Regions from separate parts of the Homo sapiens genome. Here region 2 is linked to region 1. Evidence: chromatin loops called from intact Hi-C (ENCODE). Cell type or tissue: sigmoid colon. All regions are shown on one strand.

The links. Hi-C counts contacts between places; a loop is a spot of excess contacts. Peaks named below come from ENCODE experiments on the same cell type or tissue, not always from the same donor. Only the 100,000 strongest peaks of a DNase experiment are listed, where the experiment ranks them.
Region 2: a loop joins it to region 1, with 4 times the contacts of the local background. A loop is called at or near these places in 4 of 110 quality-filtered maps.

The regions. Positions count from the first base shown.
Region 1 is chr9:87,680,608-87,688,607 of GRCh38, reverse strand. DAPK1 (death associated protein kinase 1) reads right to left here. Exons shown (of 26, transcript NM_004938.4): 20 at 6,982-7,204; 21 at 1,869-2,057. Among named protein-coding and RNA genes, the nearest start is that of CTSL, 42 kb to the left of the region's middle. In sigmoid colon, a CTCF peak has its summit at 3,833 (motif pointing left); DNase peaks (open chromatin) are centred at 2,254, 3,855 and 4,629; H3K27ac peaks cover 882 bases.
Region 2 is chr9:87,878,329-87,886,328 of GRCh38, reverse strand. SPATA31E1 (SPATA31 subfamily E member 1) reads right to left here and starts at 3,452. Exons shown (of 4, transcript NM_178828.5): 1 at 3,129-3,452; 2 at 2,283-2,337; 3 at 1,678-1,738; 4 at 1-1,416. The coding sequence starts at 3,437. The region is part of intron 3 of LOC497256 (a long non-coding RNA gene); the gene reads left to right. LOC124902199 (a long non-coding RNA gene) reads right to left here. Exons shown (of 2, transcript XR_007061645.1): 2 at 7,489-7,767. In sigmoid colon, no CTCF peak of the experiment used is centred here; no DNase peak of the experiment used is centred here.

The sequences.
Region 1 (8,000 bases):
GACAAAAAAACAAGAGATGCTGGTGAGGGCGTGAAGAAAAGAGAACACCTATACGTTGTGGGAATGTAAATAAGTTCAGCCACTGTGGAAAGAAGTTTGGAGATTTCTCAAAGAACTTAAAACTACTGTTTGACCCAGCAATCCCATTTCTGGGTATATATCCGAAAGGAAACAAATTGTTCCACCAAAAAGACACATGCACTAGTATGTTCATTGCAGCACTATTCACAACAGCAACGACACGGAGTCAACCTAGGCGCCCATCAATGGCAGACTGGATAAAGACAATATGATACATATACATCATGAAATACTATGAAGCCATAAAAAAGAAGAAAATCATGTCCTTTGCAGCAACATGAATGGAGCTGGAGGCTATTATCCTAAGTGAATTAACACAGGAACAGAAAACCAAATATGGCATGTTCTCACTTATAAGGGGGTACTAAACATTCGGTACTCATGGATGTAAAGATGGCAACAATAGTAACTGGGGACTACTAGAGGGGGTGGGAGGGAGGGATCATTTGTACCCTAAACCTCAGCATCATGCAATATGACCAGGTAACAAATCTGCACAGGGACCCCTGAATCTAAAATACAAGTTGAAAAAGAAAGGAAAACAAAAATGAGCAAGAACCTGCATAGAAATTTCTTAAAAGAAGACATACAAATGGCCAACAGGTAAATGAGAAAAATGTTCAATATCACTAATCATCCAAGAAATGCAAATCAAAACCACAGTGAGACACCCTCTTACACCAATCAGAATGGCTATTATTAAAAAGACAAAAAAAAAATAGCAGAAGCTGGCAATGATGCAGAGAAAAGAGAATTCTTATATACTGTTGGTAGAAATATAAATTAGTACAGTTATTATGGAAAATAGCATGGAGATTTCTCAAAAAGACTAAAAATTGAGCTAACATATGATCTAGTAATTCCACTACTGTGCATTTTTCCAAAGGAAAGGAAATCAGTATATCAAAGGGATACGTGCACGCCCATGTTTACTTCAGCACTATTCACAATAGCAAAGATACGGAATTGACCTAAGTGTCCATCAAGGAACAAATGAATAAAGAAAACGTGGTATACACATAACAGAACACTATTTATGCACAGACATAAAACAGAATGAAATCACGTCATTTGCAGCAACATGGATAGAACTGGAGGTCATTATGTTAAGTCAAATAACCCAGGCACAGAAAGATAAATACTGCATGTTCTCATTCACATGTGGGAGCTAAAAAAGTTGATTTTATGGAGGTAGGGAGTAGAATGATAGATACCAGAGACTGGGAAGGCTGTGTGTGTGTGTGGAGAGGGGAATGAAGATAGGTTGGTTAATGGGTACAAACATGCAGTTAGATAGAAGAAATACATTCCAGTGTTCAATAGCAGAATAGGGTGACTATAGTTAACAATGCGTTGTATTTTTCAAAATAGCTAGAAGAGAGGACTTGAAATGTTCCCAACACATAGAAATGATAAAAACTCAAAGTGACGGACACCTCACATAATGTGACTTGATCATTACATACACATTCTATACACGCAATGAAATATCACACGTACCCCATAAATATGTACAAATATTATTAATTTACTCCACAGTCATTTATCAAGCACTTACTGTATGCCAAGTGCTTTACTAGGCGCTGACAATACCCCAGTGTTTAATTTCACTGTTTAGGGATGGTAGCCAGCCATGCTTCAGTCCTGGCTCACTCTGAATATCAGTCTGTGTTGGATTTCCTTCTGGAAGTGACAGATACAGCTCAGGACAAGCTCCCTTTAGGGATGACTTACAACCCTGTTGAAGGGAAACCTGAGGTCCTTCCCTTGGGGCAGGCAGGGCATACCATTCAAATAAGCGTTCTGGATGTCGATGGCCTTGGTGGACTGGTCATCGGCCGAGCAGTGCGGGTGGTGGGTCGGGGCCACAAACACCTCCAGCATCCCTTTGGTAAGACCCGGCTCGAACATCATGCTGCGGCTCCTCACACTCACGTTCTCGCAGCCTGGGTACAGGTTGTTGATGCTCACTGAGACTGCAGGATGGAAAGGATCACATGAGTACTCGATGGGGGCAGCGTGTGCCTGTCTCCCTCCCAGGCTGGCCCTGAGGTTTCCTTTTCTGGAGCACGCCTCTGTCCCCACCCCAACTCTGGCTTCAGGCTGAGTGTGTCTGCCCTCACACGTGCAGGGCAGCAGTGTTCCCAGCAAGGCTGTGGGCTTTTCCGCTTGCTCTACCTCCCCACAACCTTTTCTGCCCCGCCCTGTTGCCCGGGTGGCTGGTCCTAGGGATTGTGTCTCTAGGCTGGCTTGCCATGTGATTTCTGCTTAGGGTCAGCCAACGGGAGGCTGTGGAGAGGGTGGGAGGGCAGAGGTCGGGTTTCTTCCCTTCTCACTTCCTGCTACTTTGCTGATACTCGCAGTCTCTGTCTTCCTCCAGCTCCCACTGAGCGACTTCTCTCTCTTGCACATGAGATTATTATTGCAGGTTAAATGGAAAATGATTTCAGACAGTAGCAGGCCATAGCATTAAATAATGCTGAATCACACACTGTGAAAGCTACTCCTTTTTGAAATTCCCTTGAAGGCCTTTCAGTTGTTCTTGCAGCGAGTCTCCACTTGAGGCCTTCCGATTTTAGCATTTCCTCAACACCTGCTCATCTTCCCTTTTAATGAAGAGGGTGTGGGCATTGGCGTTTAGCGGGATTTTATTCACATTGGTTGCTGTTCACTGCATTTATTTTTACTTATGGCAGTGACACTGGGTTCCCATTTATGATAGGGATATTAACTTTCATTTTCAAATCAATGTATTTTAGTACATTTTAAAAAGTGAGTCAGTTTAAAGGAAACATTATGTAAACAATGGTGAACTTGTGGGTGTTGTACGGGAGCTGAATAACAGAGTCTGGGTCCCCTGCGTTTAGGCATAGAGCCTGTGCTTCCTCACTGTCTCAGTTACTCACTGGCCTGCCCTGCTCCCCGTCTCTCCCACCAGGCTTGTGCAGGCAGAAGCTGCCTTTCTGGTCAGGGCTGTGACCCAGGGCCCACAGAGAGTGCTCTGTAAGAACTTGGTGAACGAATTGCATTGGAGAAGGGATTCATTGATCTTAACTGCAGTACCATTGGTTTACCATTAATACAATAGACATTGCGAGGCACTAAAGAAGTGACCATTTCACCTGGGTATCTGACTTTAAAACAGGCGATCCAAACACCAAGGTAATCCCTTACTTAAAGACCAAAGAGTTAAGACTTTGGACATGGATAATGGGGGTATCCAACGGAGGGGATGAGGAGAAGAAAAGTGGATCCTAAGGGCAGGATTAGGTACAGGGAAAGGAGAAAGGGCACTAGGAGGGCAAGATTTATTCTTAAAAACACCAACACATATTCTATTTCTGTAGGAAAGTTGGCAGATAGGAATGTAAATAGAAAACAAAAGCAAAATGATGTAAGTCTTGATGTCAACATAGCTGCCATTTTAGTGTATTTCTCTGCATATTGTTAATCCCAGCCTGCAAAAGCTGCTGGGTTGCCCAAGAATGGGTCTGTCCACTTCCCTGTGACCTGGAATTTGTGTCTGGGTGCCTGCCTGTCAGGAACAAGCCTTCTTTTAGTGGCATGTGGCCCTGTGCTTAATGAGAGCAGACGTTGGTAAATGGCAGTCATTCCTGCTCCTCGGTGACAGTTTTCGTTGGGAGGATAAAAGGTTAGGACAGGCTTTGTACAAGGTGTTATGAAAACAATAATTTCATGGGGAAGCACCGAAATCCCAGGAAATCATTTTTGTTAGCTACTGCCCCCTGGCGGTGTAACGTGACGGCTCCCAGGAGACCCACTTTACCTGGTCACCGGGAATTCCTCCCGCAGGCTCCTCTCCGCGGGAATAGGAATGGCTTCTTCAAATACTCTTCCTGGACATTCATGCCTCCTATGACCTTGGATGTTTTCCTTCCCACAGCTCAACAGCCACAACCCTCAGTGTCCCCACAGCTGAGTGATGTGTGCAACAGAAAACTTCGAGGGGACCCCGTCCGGTCTCCTGGCTGGGAGCTCAGCCTTGGCCTCCAGCGTTCTCAAGAGAACGGCAGTGGAAAAGGGCCAAAATTCTAAAAGCAAACTTCTTGCTGTCTGATGATATAAATGTTGCCATGTAGGCATCTCTCTCATTGAAGGGAAAAGGGCCTGACAATTCTAGGAGAGGTCACTGGTGTCCAGAGCCCTGGCCTGAAAGAGACCCCAGCACGGCCTGCCAGGCACGAGCAGTGCCCCCTGGCAGGTGACAGTGTTGCTGCTTCAGGAACCAGGCCCAGTCCCTGGAGGCATGCTCAGGAGCGGCAGTTCCTCGGGTGTCTAACAAAGCCACGCTGCTCCGTTGGCCCCCAACACACATACCCTCTGCCAAAGTCCAATCTCCCCAGGCCGCCCTCGCGGTGCCCTGTGCTTGTGCCCTGCTCTGCATTTCCCGGGCGCTGTCTGATGCTGATGTACAAGCTGTGAGGGCAGCAAGTGCCTGGTGACCCGCCCAGTCCAGGGATGGGGGCATCTTGTCTGTCTCATCCACCTCCAAGTCCAGCTGCCGAGCTATGCCTCCTGCCCAGGGATCCCTCAGCCACCAGGCTTCAGGGGCAACCACCAGCGCACACTTCCTCCACCAGGGGCAGGCGGCACTGACTGTGGGGGCCCAGGGACCAGGACAGCTGCCTCCTCCCCAGACCCCACGGCTGGGCTGAAAGCAGCTGGTGTGCCTGCACCTTAGGGCTCTCATGCAGAGGGGCTTCTGCCCCCGCGCCAGGACCCCCTCCCCGATCCCTGGCTAAAGATGCTCCCCCCATGGTGGGGCGTGCAGAAAAAGGGTCACCCAGAGCCACCCTTCACCAGGAACCTGCTGCAAAGACCAGACACAGATACTGAGGAGAAGCAAGGCCATGGATACCTCACCTCTGAGGCCAAGGGCAGAGCCACAGGTGACTCCCAGGACTCCACAATGGGGGCTCCTGGGCATCATCTGCACACCCACTTAGGCCTTGCAAACTTTCCAGATCATGAGCTCATGACCTCTCTCTCTCTCTCATATCCCACCCTCCTAACCACAGAGGTTCAGGCTGCAGTGCCCTTAACCACAGCAGGAGCGTGCTGCCTCCCTCTAAGGGAGCAACTGAACCCCACTTAAATCCTCAACTAGAGCAGAAATCACACTGGAGGCCAGGTGCGGTGGCTCACGCCTGTAATCCCAGCACTTTGGGAGGCCGAGGCAGGTGGATCACAAGGTCAGGAGTCTGAGACCAGCCTGGCCAATATGGTGAAACCTCGTCTCTACTAAAAATACAAAAGTTAGCCTGGTGTGGTGGCATGCACCTGTAGTCCCAGCCACCTGGGAGGCTGAGGCAGGAGAATCACTTGAACCCAGGAGGCGGAGGTTGCAGTGAGCCGAGATCACACCACTGCACTCCAGCCTGGGCAACAGAGCGAGACTCCATCTCAAAAAAAAAAAAAAATAAATAAAATAAATTTTTTTCTTTAATAATAAATTAATCTTAACCTTCTGTCACATTTTTTCCATTATCTACTTTTAAATTTTTTAAAGTTTTGACTCTTTTGTAATAACATTTAACTTAATATGCAAAGACAAAAAACAAAAAAATCACACTGGAAAATGGAAAGGTGTGCCTGTGAATTCCTTATGCAGGGTGTTATTGACAAGCACTGGCTCAGGCACCAGATGTTCTGGGATTTGCCACCTGTGCGCCTCAGAGAAGCCAACTGACCCCTCAAGGCTGCAGGGAAATAGCGGTAAAAACACCTCGGAAGCTGTCACTTGGATTAAATGAGGCGTCCTTCAGACCATATTTCTTCCAGTTCCTGGCACACAGTACTCTATAAATATTGACATATGTATCAGCAATATAATAATATGAATTATAACTCTGTTTTGGTTATTCTTTCTTCTCCTCATTTCAATTCTATAGCTGTGTTCAGAGAACAGAAGTTGAAAAGGGAATATAAATCTCAGCCAACTCTCCGCAGCTACCCATGCTCCCCAGCGTCCTCCCTCACTGAGGGGACGTAAGAGAAACACAAACTTTAGCATCAACCTGGGGAACAGACCTGGCTCTTCTGTGACATCATATACAGAGAATGAATCAAGGCACAAAGCACAAAACTGTCCTGGTTTAGGAAACTCTTGGAAGGTCTCTTATCTTTCCACAAACTCACTCGCTCTGTCTAAAGGAGGATTCAGTTGGAATCACACCCAAGATTGCATCATTTTCTCTTGCTCACTGCCAGGTGTTTCGTGACAGCCCCCTAATGTGAATCAATAACCCTGTCTGTGGAAGGCCCGGAAGGCAGCAAACGTTCCCAAGGAGGGTGGATGTGACCAGAGAGACCATCCCTGAAAACCACTAAGGAGCCTCTGGAAACCTCTATCCAACCTTGAACTGAGCAGGATGGTGCTTCCTGGAAATCCCTTTTTGTTGCTCTATGTATCTACAATACTGGGTCTGCCTGTAGCACTCCAGAAAGAAGGATAAGGGTTGAGGACCCTTCTTGGGCTGCTATTGGATCTGTGCTATGCTTGGACTGTTTGAGTTTGAGCTCTTTTTGTCTCTAAGGCCAGAGCCCTGAGTAGAATGCAATGCAATTTGCAACTGTGTCCCCAAAGCTGACTGTGCAAATTCTGCAGTTTGCACATTTATGAGGATGGACCTTTGTGTCTGTGGCTGTGATTTCAGTGAGGCCCTTGTTTTGCTACTGCCAAGTCAGTCTGTTACTGCTGGACAACAGGCAGCACACACAAGGCTACCAGCCAACCTGGACCTGAAAACCACTAAGGCCACAGGGTCCAGTATAGGCCAAGTGACCCAAACACAACTCCCTTCCCCCCTAGACCTTGAAAGGAGAGAGTGCGGAAGCCAACACCTGCTGGAGAGACGGGGCCAGCATGGAGGTTCCTACCTGTGGGCTTAGAAGCCAGGGGTGAAGGTGGGAACCTGCTGGAGTTGGTGGAAGACAGTCTGGGCCGACGCCTTCTGAAAAAGCTCCTCAGCAGCCCACACTTGAGAGATTCTACAAGGGTGGTTTTCCCGGATCCCGAGTGGCCAAACAGCTTGAGCTTAATTCTTGGCTGCAGGTTCTGTGTGGGTCGGAGCTGCTGGATGAAGAGTCCTCGGTGCGTATCCTGAGCATGGATGAGAAAGAGCCAGTGAGTGACAGAAAAAGAGGCAAATAATGATTCTCAAGATTCCTAATCCCCGGTGTGCAGTTTTTACCCATGCTGAAGATATGTTTCTTTTTTTCTTTTTTGAGACGGAGTTTCACTCTTGTTGCCCAGACTGGAGTGCAATGGCACGATCTCAGCTCACCGCAACCTCTGCCTTCTGGGTTCAAGCGATTCTCCTGCCTCAGCCTCCCGAGTAGCTGGGATTACAGGCATGAGCCACCATGCCCAGCTAATTTTGTGTTTTTAGTAGAGACAGGGTTTTTCCATGTTGGTTAGGCTGGTCTCGAACTCCCGACCTCAGGTGATCCGCCCGCCTTGGCCTCCCAAAGTGCTGGGATTACAGGTGTGAGCCACCGTGCCTGGCGGTATGTTTATTTCTATCTCCAATGAAAACTTTGAAAATTCAGGTAAAATTCACATAACATCAAAGTCACCATTTTCAACTGTGAAATTCAGAGGCTTTTAGTGTATTTTCAGTGCTGCAGGACCATCACTGCTGTCTCCTTCCAGAACATTTGTGTCACCCCCAAAAGGAAGCTCTGTACCCGTGAGCAGTCACTTGCCATTCATTCCCCTCTTTGCTCAGCCCCTGGCAACCATAGAGATGTTTTCTGTCTCTAAGAATCTGCCTATTTCCATTGCATTTTGATGCATGACAAGTTGGATGGAGCAACTGTGAAGCCTTCAATGTGTGTGTGTGTGTGTGCGCGTGTGTGTGTGTGTGACCCCCACACTTTATTTAGAAATTTATCAG
Region 2 (8,000 bases), 200 kb before region 1:
ATGGGGGCTGACTTGGGGCTCCAGGAGGCCGGCCTCTCTTGGGGAAGGTGGGCAGTGGGCTGGCTCAGAACAGCCTGAGACTTTTTGAGGAGAGAGGGCAAAACCCTCTTCCACTTTGGTCGCTTCTTCAAGGGCCATTCAAGATACTCCTTTCCAGTGGGGATGACAGACTGTGTCCTCTCCTGGGATGTAGGGTAAGATGCCCCACAGCCCCTAATCTGGGGTGGAGAAGAGCACCCCAGGCTTGGGACAGGGGGTGAGAGGTGGGCCTGGGTCTGGATCTCAGCCAAAGGTGGGGGCTGGGACTGGGGCCAGGCTGGAGTGAAATGTTGGGGCTGGGCCATGTGGTGGGGCTGGGGCGGTGCCTGGGAAAGCTGTGAGGATGCCTCAACCTCAGGTTCACCTGGAAGAGAAGTGGAGGCTTTATCCAGTGGTACAGAGTGTGCATTCTGTGAGGAAGGGTTCCTAGAAACCCAGACTGTGGTCGCCAGGGACTCGCTATTGAGAGAGGGGAGGTCCCAGAAAAGCTGGCTGCGTTTCTGCTGTAAGTGGTTCCCCACGGTTGTGGCATCAGAGACTTGCTGAGGACGGGGCAGCTGCTGTGGCTGGGTTGACACGTTCCAGAAGGGATTTAGGGTCGTGATGTCCCACTCCTTCCCCAGTGATGTCATGTGCGGGTGGTCGGCCCGTTTTCTTTCTTTCTCCTGCCACATCTTCATCAGTGCTCTCTTGGCGATGAGGGTCTCCAGCAGCTTCTGCACGTCAGGGTGGATGAATGTGCAGCCACCTACCTCCATGTGCTTGGGTGTGGGGTCTCCCCAGAAGGAAGCCTCTGAGGTGTGGTCGGGAAGATGCCGTGGCTGGGATTTGCCATGTGAGTAGGTGGAGAGGCCCCAGGTGGTGGCAGCCTCCCTCCAGCAATAGAGGTCCCAGATGGGATCGCTGGAGCACCCCAGGCCAGAGATCACCCTGGTTGGAGGAGGCAGCACCTGGTTGTGTAGAGGGGAGCTCTGGGGGACGGGGCATGTTGTGGAGCCACACTGAAGTCCAGCCAGGCTGGAGTCGGGTGGAGGTGGAGAGGAGGCCAGGGGACCATGCGGCTGTGGTGAAGGAGGAAAAACCACATGTGGCTGGGTTGCAGGGCATTTTAGGGGAAGCAAGGGCTCTGGTGGCCCGGAGGCACTCAGGGTTGAGTGTGGTCCAAAAGGCTCTGAGAAGGTCATCGGGCCTGGTGACAGGGTGGAGGCCAGAGGAGCTGGGGGAGCTGGTGGGGACAAGCTGGCAGGAGACGGATCTTGCATGCATTTCCCATGCGGCTGGTGGGCCTTAGCAGGCACTGGTTTACACACGTCCCCCAGGGGGTCTCCACCTAAGGGCAGGTGGGAGCTGCCTTCGCCAGCGAGCTTCCTCAGGTGGCTGCAGGAGACAAGAGGCACAAGCTGCAGCCAGGGGTAGATGGGGCCGGGAAGCTGGGACGGGTGGGCACCTGGGGCCCCCGGTTCCTCCACCTCCCCAACTGCTGACTTCATAAAGCTCTGCCTAAGCCTGCCCCAGGGCTTCAGTCCCCTCCTGTCCCCTTCCCGGGACCTCCCCCTCCCAGATCACCACCAGGCCGTAGGGTTGCATCAGAGGCCCTGGTAGGAAGGAGGACAGGGACAGAAGGGGGAAGCTCCTCACCTTTCCAGAAGGTAGTTCAGGTCCCGAGTCTCCTCCAGCTCCCTCAGGAGGATTCTGCAAGCTGGAAATCAGGAGACAGGGTTATGGTGGAGAGGGCGGTGCCTGGGAACCTCATGGAGGCTGAGTGGATGTCTTTTTAGGGGACACCATGGGGGACTAGACCCTGAAGCCCTCGCATCTGTGTCCGAGGCCACATGGCCCCAATGGTGACAGGAAGGTTTCCACTGTGCAGCACTTTGTCATTTGCAAAAAGTGCTTCCACGTCCACCCCCTCATCGGTGTCACAACCATCTTGTTGGGAGAGCAAATGGGTGGTCTCAAAGAGGAGTCAGCCATTGCTGAGGTGAACAGCTGTCCACATGGACCTGGAGCCTCCCTGACCTCCCCCCATATCCAGGCAGGCCTTGGTCCCTTCCCCACACCGCCCCCTTATGGGCAATACCGGTCCCAGGCCCGTGGCTTCATTCCCGCAGGGAATCTGAGGAGGCCGCAGGTTCTGATTTCTCTCCCAGGAGCTTCCCTCTCAGGCCTCTGCAAATGACTTCCTCAGGGACAGGCAAAGCTCAGTTACCTCTGGGGAGTCCCGGGGGGCAGCAGAGCCTCACCTTTCAGAGCTGAGATCTTCCTGCTCCTGGACCTCCCGCTTCTCTCCCTTTGAGGCTGAGAGGCAAGAAAGGATGAGGGGCTGGGACCAGTTCTCAGTCTCCTCTCCCCAGACCAGCTGCACACACGCAGTGCTCATGAGGGACACGGCTCTCAGCCTCTAGCTCAGGGAGCTCTGTGTGTGCTTTTTACTCATGTTTACCGTGAATGAAATGTTTTCTGTTTTCCTTCTTAGGGAAATGCAAGGAAGGGTTGTCTGTGTGACTCCAACCTGGCTGTCCCCAGTCCCTGCTCCTCCGCTCAAGGAACACCTAGGCTCAGGCCCACAGGCGCCTCTGAGCTGCCAGTAGGATTCTGCTTTGGATGAGAATGGAGAGGAGGCCAGGGTACCATGGGGCTGTGGTGAAGGAGGAAAAAGCACATGTGGCCGGGGTGCAGCCACAGGCGAATCCAGGCTCTACTGGGAGGCTCTCAGGAGCTCAGCACAGCTCCCAGATCACACCCAGATCATACAGAGGAGGCTGGGCCCCCAGGCACCTGCCCCAGGAAGGGGGTGATGAGCCAGGGCTGGGGCCTCTCCTCCCACAGAGACCTCACCCCTCTCCTGACCCGGTCCTTGCCACTGAGTCCAGTGTTGGTTTTTGCCCTGACGCCTCCTGTGCACCCCACAGATGAGCTCGGGATGGAATCCTCTGCCCACTCTCACCCCTGCCTGCCTTGCCCTTCCCTAGAGGGATGACGAGATTTCCCATCACAGAAGGGTCTCACATTGCTTAGGAAAAGTGGAAATGAGGGGAGGAAAAGAAGAGAGAATCTTTCTCTGTGGGGCTGGGCTGAGGACTCCTTACCTCCCTGCTGCTCCTCTTCCTCCCGGGCGGGGGTGAGGGTGGGTCACTGTGGACGTAGAGGAGCAATAGGAAGAGGAGCACTAGGCCACACACACTGGTGAGGATGAAATCCATCATCCAGGGAGTGGAGCTAGGGCTCAGCCATGTGGCACTAGGGCTCTTCAGAGGAAAGAGCATTTTCTCCATCTGAAGTGCAATGTCGTCTCCTGTGCACTCCACAGATGGTCTGGGAGCTGGGGGTGGAATCCTCTGCCCACTCTCAACCCTGCCTGCCCTGCCCTTCCCTAGAGGGATGACGAGATTTCCCATCGCCTTCAAGCAACTGAGCTCTGGGCATCCCCTTTGGGACTAGGGACTGGGGCCCAGGCTTGTATCACACAGCTGGGGCCTCCTCCTCACAAAGGGCTCCTGGGGGTGGGGGAGGGGCAGTGGGAGGAGGAGGCTGAAGCACAGCCCCGCCCTCAGCTCCCAGCCCCCAGTCCCTCCACCCTCCTGGGTCCCCCAAATCGCTCCTTCCCACTCCAGCTGCTCACCCTGTCAGAGACAGTCCTCAGTCCATTTTCTATTCTCTTCCCCTGGAACACAGGTGTCACCTGGCTCTCCTTGTACCTTGGAGATCTAGGCCTGAGCCCACCCATTTCATAGCCTTTGAAACTGTGAAATTCTCCTAGGAATTTAGGTGGTTTCTTAAGGATTATTTCAGAATCTCCTCTGTTTTTGTAATTTTCCCACACCTTACATTTTCTACTTTCATCAACCCAGAATAGAACTCTTAAATTTACAAAACTAAAAAGTATAAAAATTACAAATAATTAAACCTCCAAATGACATTTTTATATTAGGAACATAATTTTGAGTTACCGAATTATGGAGCTTGCTGTAAAAAAACCTCAAACACTTTGACAAATTATTTTCAAAACAATAATTAAGCCTTTACTTATTTTCTTTAGATCTTTCATATGTTGTCCTGATCCATTTTTTCTTTCTCTGCCCCAAATACAGTCCTCACTTTCCTAAGTTTTGGAACATGTGTGCTCCACCATGAGCCAGGAGTGGTTTGGGGTGATCTGAGGTCCAGCTCCTTTGGGTGGAGAGCGGGACTGGGCATTCCGTGCCAGGCTCAAGTCCAGTGTTCAGCAGACTCTTCTGAGATCACTCGTGTCCTCCGTACATATTCTTTTTTTTTTTTTTTTTGAAACGGAGTCTCACTCTGTTGCCCAGGCTGGAGTGCAGTGGCATGATCTCGGCTCACTGCAACCTCTGCCTCCTGGGTTCAAGCGATTCTCCTGCCTCAGCCTCCCAAGTAGCTGGGACTACAGAAGTGTGCCACCATGCCCAGCTAATTTTTGTATCTTTAGTAGAGACCAGGTTTCACCATAGTGGCCAGGCTGGTCCTGAACTCCTGAGCTTGTGATCCGCCCGCCTCGGCCTCCCATTTGTATTCTCTGCTCCACAGTGTGTCCTGTTTTTCACCTCCTGCCTGCTCCAGACCACTGGGGCCTCATGTCTGGCCTGTACCTGATAGGGAGCATACTTTGAGCCCTGGAGGAAATGTTCTCATTATACTATTAGACATCTTTTGGGCAGCAGAAACTCAGGATTAGAGATTGCACTTTTTAATCACTATGTGATACATTTATTTAATACTTGAAAAGTGGCCTTGAAAATCATGTATATCTTTGTCATGCGTTCTATATAGCCTCAATGGGAGTGAGACCATCTGAGTCTATTTGGGTCTGTTCTCATGAACATGCATCTTCAAGAGCATATCTGCTTCATCTACTGCTGCTTTTATCTGTCTACAGTCTCTTCCTCCTTTATGAGATTGTCACTGGGGAGGCATGACAGTCCCTAATGTGGTCAACTGGGTTAACTGGCAAGAGTGGAGACCCCAGTGACGCCTGCTAGGATCACTGGGAAGTATGGGGGTCCTAAGTTCTACTTCATTTGCAGGGAACTGAAGCCTGAGAAGTGGGTCTCATCTTGACCTATGCAATTGGGCTTGGGCATGCAAGGAATCGCCTCCCAACAAGCCACTGCCAGGTCAGTAGGTGCGCTCTGTGTGAGAAACAGGAACTGGAGAGCAGAGACAACTGGTCGCATCAGCTCCACATTTAGGGAAAAGATTTGTTTTAGGTTCCATTCCTCCTCAAACCTGATGTTCGCCTTTCTGGATAAATGAGAGGACCATGTGGGTGTGGGGGTTCCCAGTCTCTGGTGGGCTGTGTGCATGTCTCCATCCATGCACCTCTGTTCCCTCCACAGACTTCACTGCAGGGTTATGCTGTTCATCCAACCATCCACCCACCTGCCTGCTGCAACGAGGGCGAGGCTTCCCAGTGCCAGCCCCTTGCTCCTGCTGCTGCAGGGGAAATGAGCCTCAAGGCCCTTCCTTGACAAACCCCCCCCCCGCCCCGCCAACCACACACACTTCCAGACACTGTGGTGCCCACAACAGAACCCTGGGGGCTTTTGAGGGACACCACACCTACCTCGGAAGAACTGGGCCTCTCATCTCACCTGGGCGAACCTGGGTGCCTTTTGCCTTCCTGCCTTTGTCAGTCCGTATTTTACTACAGCCAATTGCTGTTCCTCATGGTGACTGTAGAACCCTCCTTCCCGCATACCACAAGCCCCTGGTCCTCAGGCATCTCCAGGGTCCTGGGAGTCTTCCTGGGCTCTGGTGTGGACTGGAGTCACAGCTTTGGTCTCACTCCACGTTTCCTGCAGGGAAGCAGAGGAAAGGGGAAGAATTCCTTAGAAAATGAGAGTGAATTTCTCTTAGGAAGAACAGCTTTTCCCCCCATAGTCTCTGATCATCCTTAAGTATTTAAAACAAACAAATACACCCACACAGGCATTTCCCATCGTGAAGCTTAACTTCCTGCAAATATCTCTCATGTTGCATACACGTGAAATTCGTGCACCTCAGCTGCACAGCCTTATCATAGTCAATGTCTGAATGTCTCAGTAGAGACCTTGAGGTACATTTCAGTGTGTTTTCATTGTCAGCCTTTGTGGACCCCTGTGCGCTCCTGCTTCCCTAATTTCCGCATGAGGAAAACGGATGGGGGAATACGGGCTGGCAGGGGAGTGCTGCGAGTGTGCATCTGGTGGGCAAGAAAAAATGATCATCCTGCTGACAGTCTTCCTTTGGACTTCATAGTTAATCTAGAAATCTACTTGAAGAACAGTGGAAACAGTACAGATTATTGATTCTATGAACCCTTTGGTACACATAAATGCTTAGGCATCCAAATTTTATAGTTATTATGCAATTATACATACGGATTATAGGAAGACAATTTTTTATATGATAAAAAAGATAATCTTAGTTATACCAACAGAGTTCTTGGATAAATTGTTCTTGTTGACTGGGCGCAGTGGCTCACGCCTGTAATCCTAGCACTCTGGGAGGTTGAGGTGGGTGGATCACCTGAGGTCAGGAGTTTGAGACCAGCCTGGCCAACATAGTGAAACCCTGTCTCTACTAAAAATACAAAAATTAGCCAGGCGTGGTGGTAGGCGCCTGTAATCCCAGCTACTCTGGAGGCTGAGGCAGGAGAATTGCTTGAGCCTGGGAGGCGGAGGGTGCAGTGAGCCAAGATTGTGCCACCTCACTCCAGTCTGGTGGACAGAGTAAATTTATTTCCAATTTATACATATTTTCTATCACAGAAGAATTTGCTGCATAGTTAACTCAGTAATCACCAAAATCAAACAAATGCATCCTTAATTAGTTGAACAAAGATCTTTTATTGGAGCTATAACTCAAACTCAAGGCTACTGTATTGCCAAATAGCAAGTGGCTTAGGTGGAACTAAGAAACAGGAGCATAGCAAGGAAACTGGTGGTTACAGTGGGAAGTTATTTATTCACTTTATATTTACTTATGCAGCACTTATGAAGGATCAAGTACAGTGCTAAGTACCTTTAAAATGCAAATCTTCGAATACTTAAATAATAAAAGCTGAAGCTTGGCATAAATAATGTATAACTGTAGGGTCTGAAGCACAAAGGGGCATCACTAGCATGTCTGGAAAATAGAATTACTGTTAGGCATGAGTCAAACTGTAGCTCTGCATTTTGATGAATCATTCTTACTGGCAAGTTCCTACTGCATTACTTTTCACCAAAACACATTGTGCACTTACCATTTCTGAAGAGGCCATGCATATCAACTCTTTGCAGTTTCAATCAAATTTCTCCTGCCTCTTCCCCATAGTTCTACAGAACCTCTCAACTATGTGTCTTAGTCCATACAGACTGCTATAACAAAGCACCATAAATGGTGTTACAGGACCAACGGATGCATATGCCCGCTGTACAATAACAGAGCAGTAACACCAAGACAGCAAGATTTGTAGCAGAGAAAGAGTTTAATGATCACAGGGATGGAGCAAGGGATGAGTGGAGACCCCCAAACCCATCTTCCGGAGGAGTTCTGAGCTGGGGTTTTTAAGGAGATTGTGGAGGGTGAGGGATAGAAGATTGAGGTTGTTGATTGGTCAGGATAAGGAGGATGAAACCATCAGGGTGTACAAGCTGTGTTCTTCGGTGAGTCAGCTCCTGTGGGGTCCTTCAGACCAGCTGGCATCAGTGGTTCCATTCGTATGCAGGACCCAACAGAGTCCCTCACCTGGAAAACATAACATTTTATAATGTTCAAGTTGCTGCCTATAGAGCAGTGATGGGGACTGTAATCTTTTGACGAGGTCTCTGTGACTCGGAGGCAATTGGCACGAACAACTATGAGGAAAGGGGTCAGAGAGCAGCTGCCCTCATGGTTTACGCTGAACGTGCTGCAAGCTTAGCTTATTTTCATTTCTCCCTCTCCCCTCCTCCCTAATTAATTTTATAACGTTTGTAGGG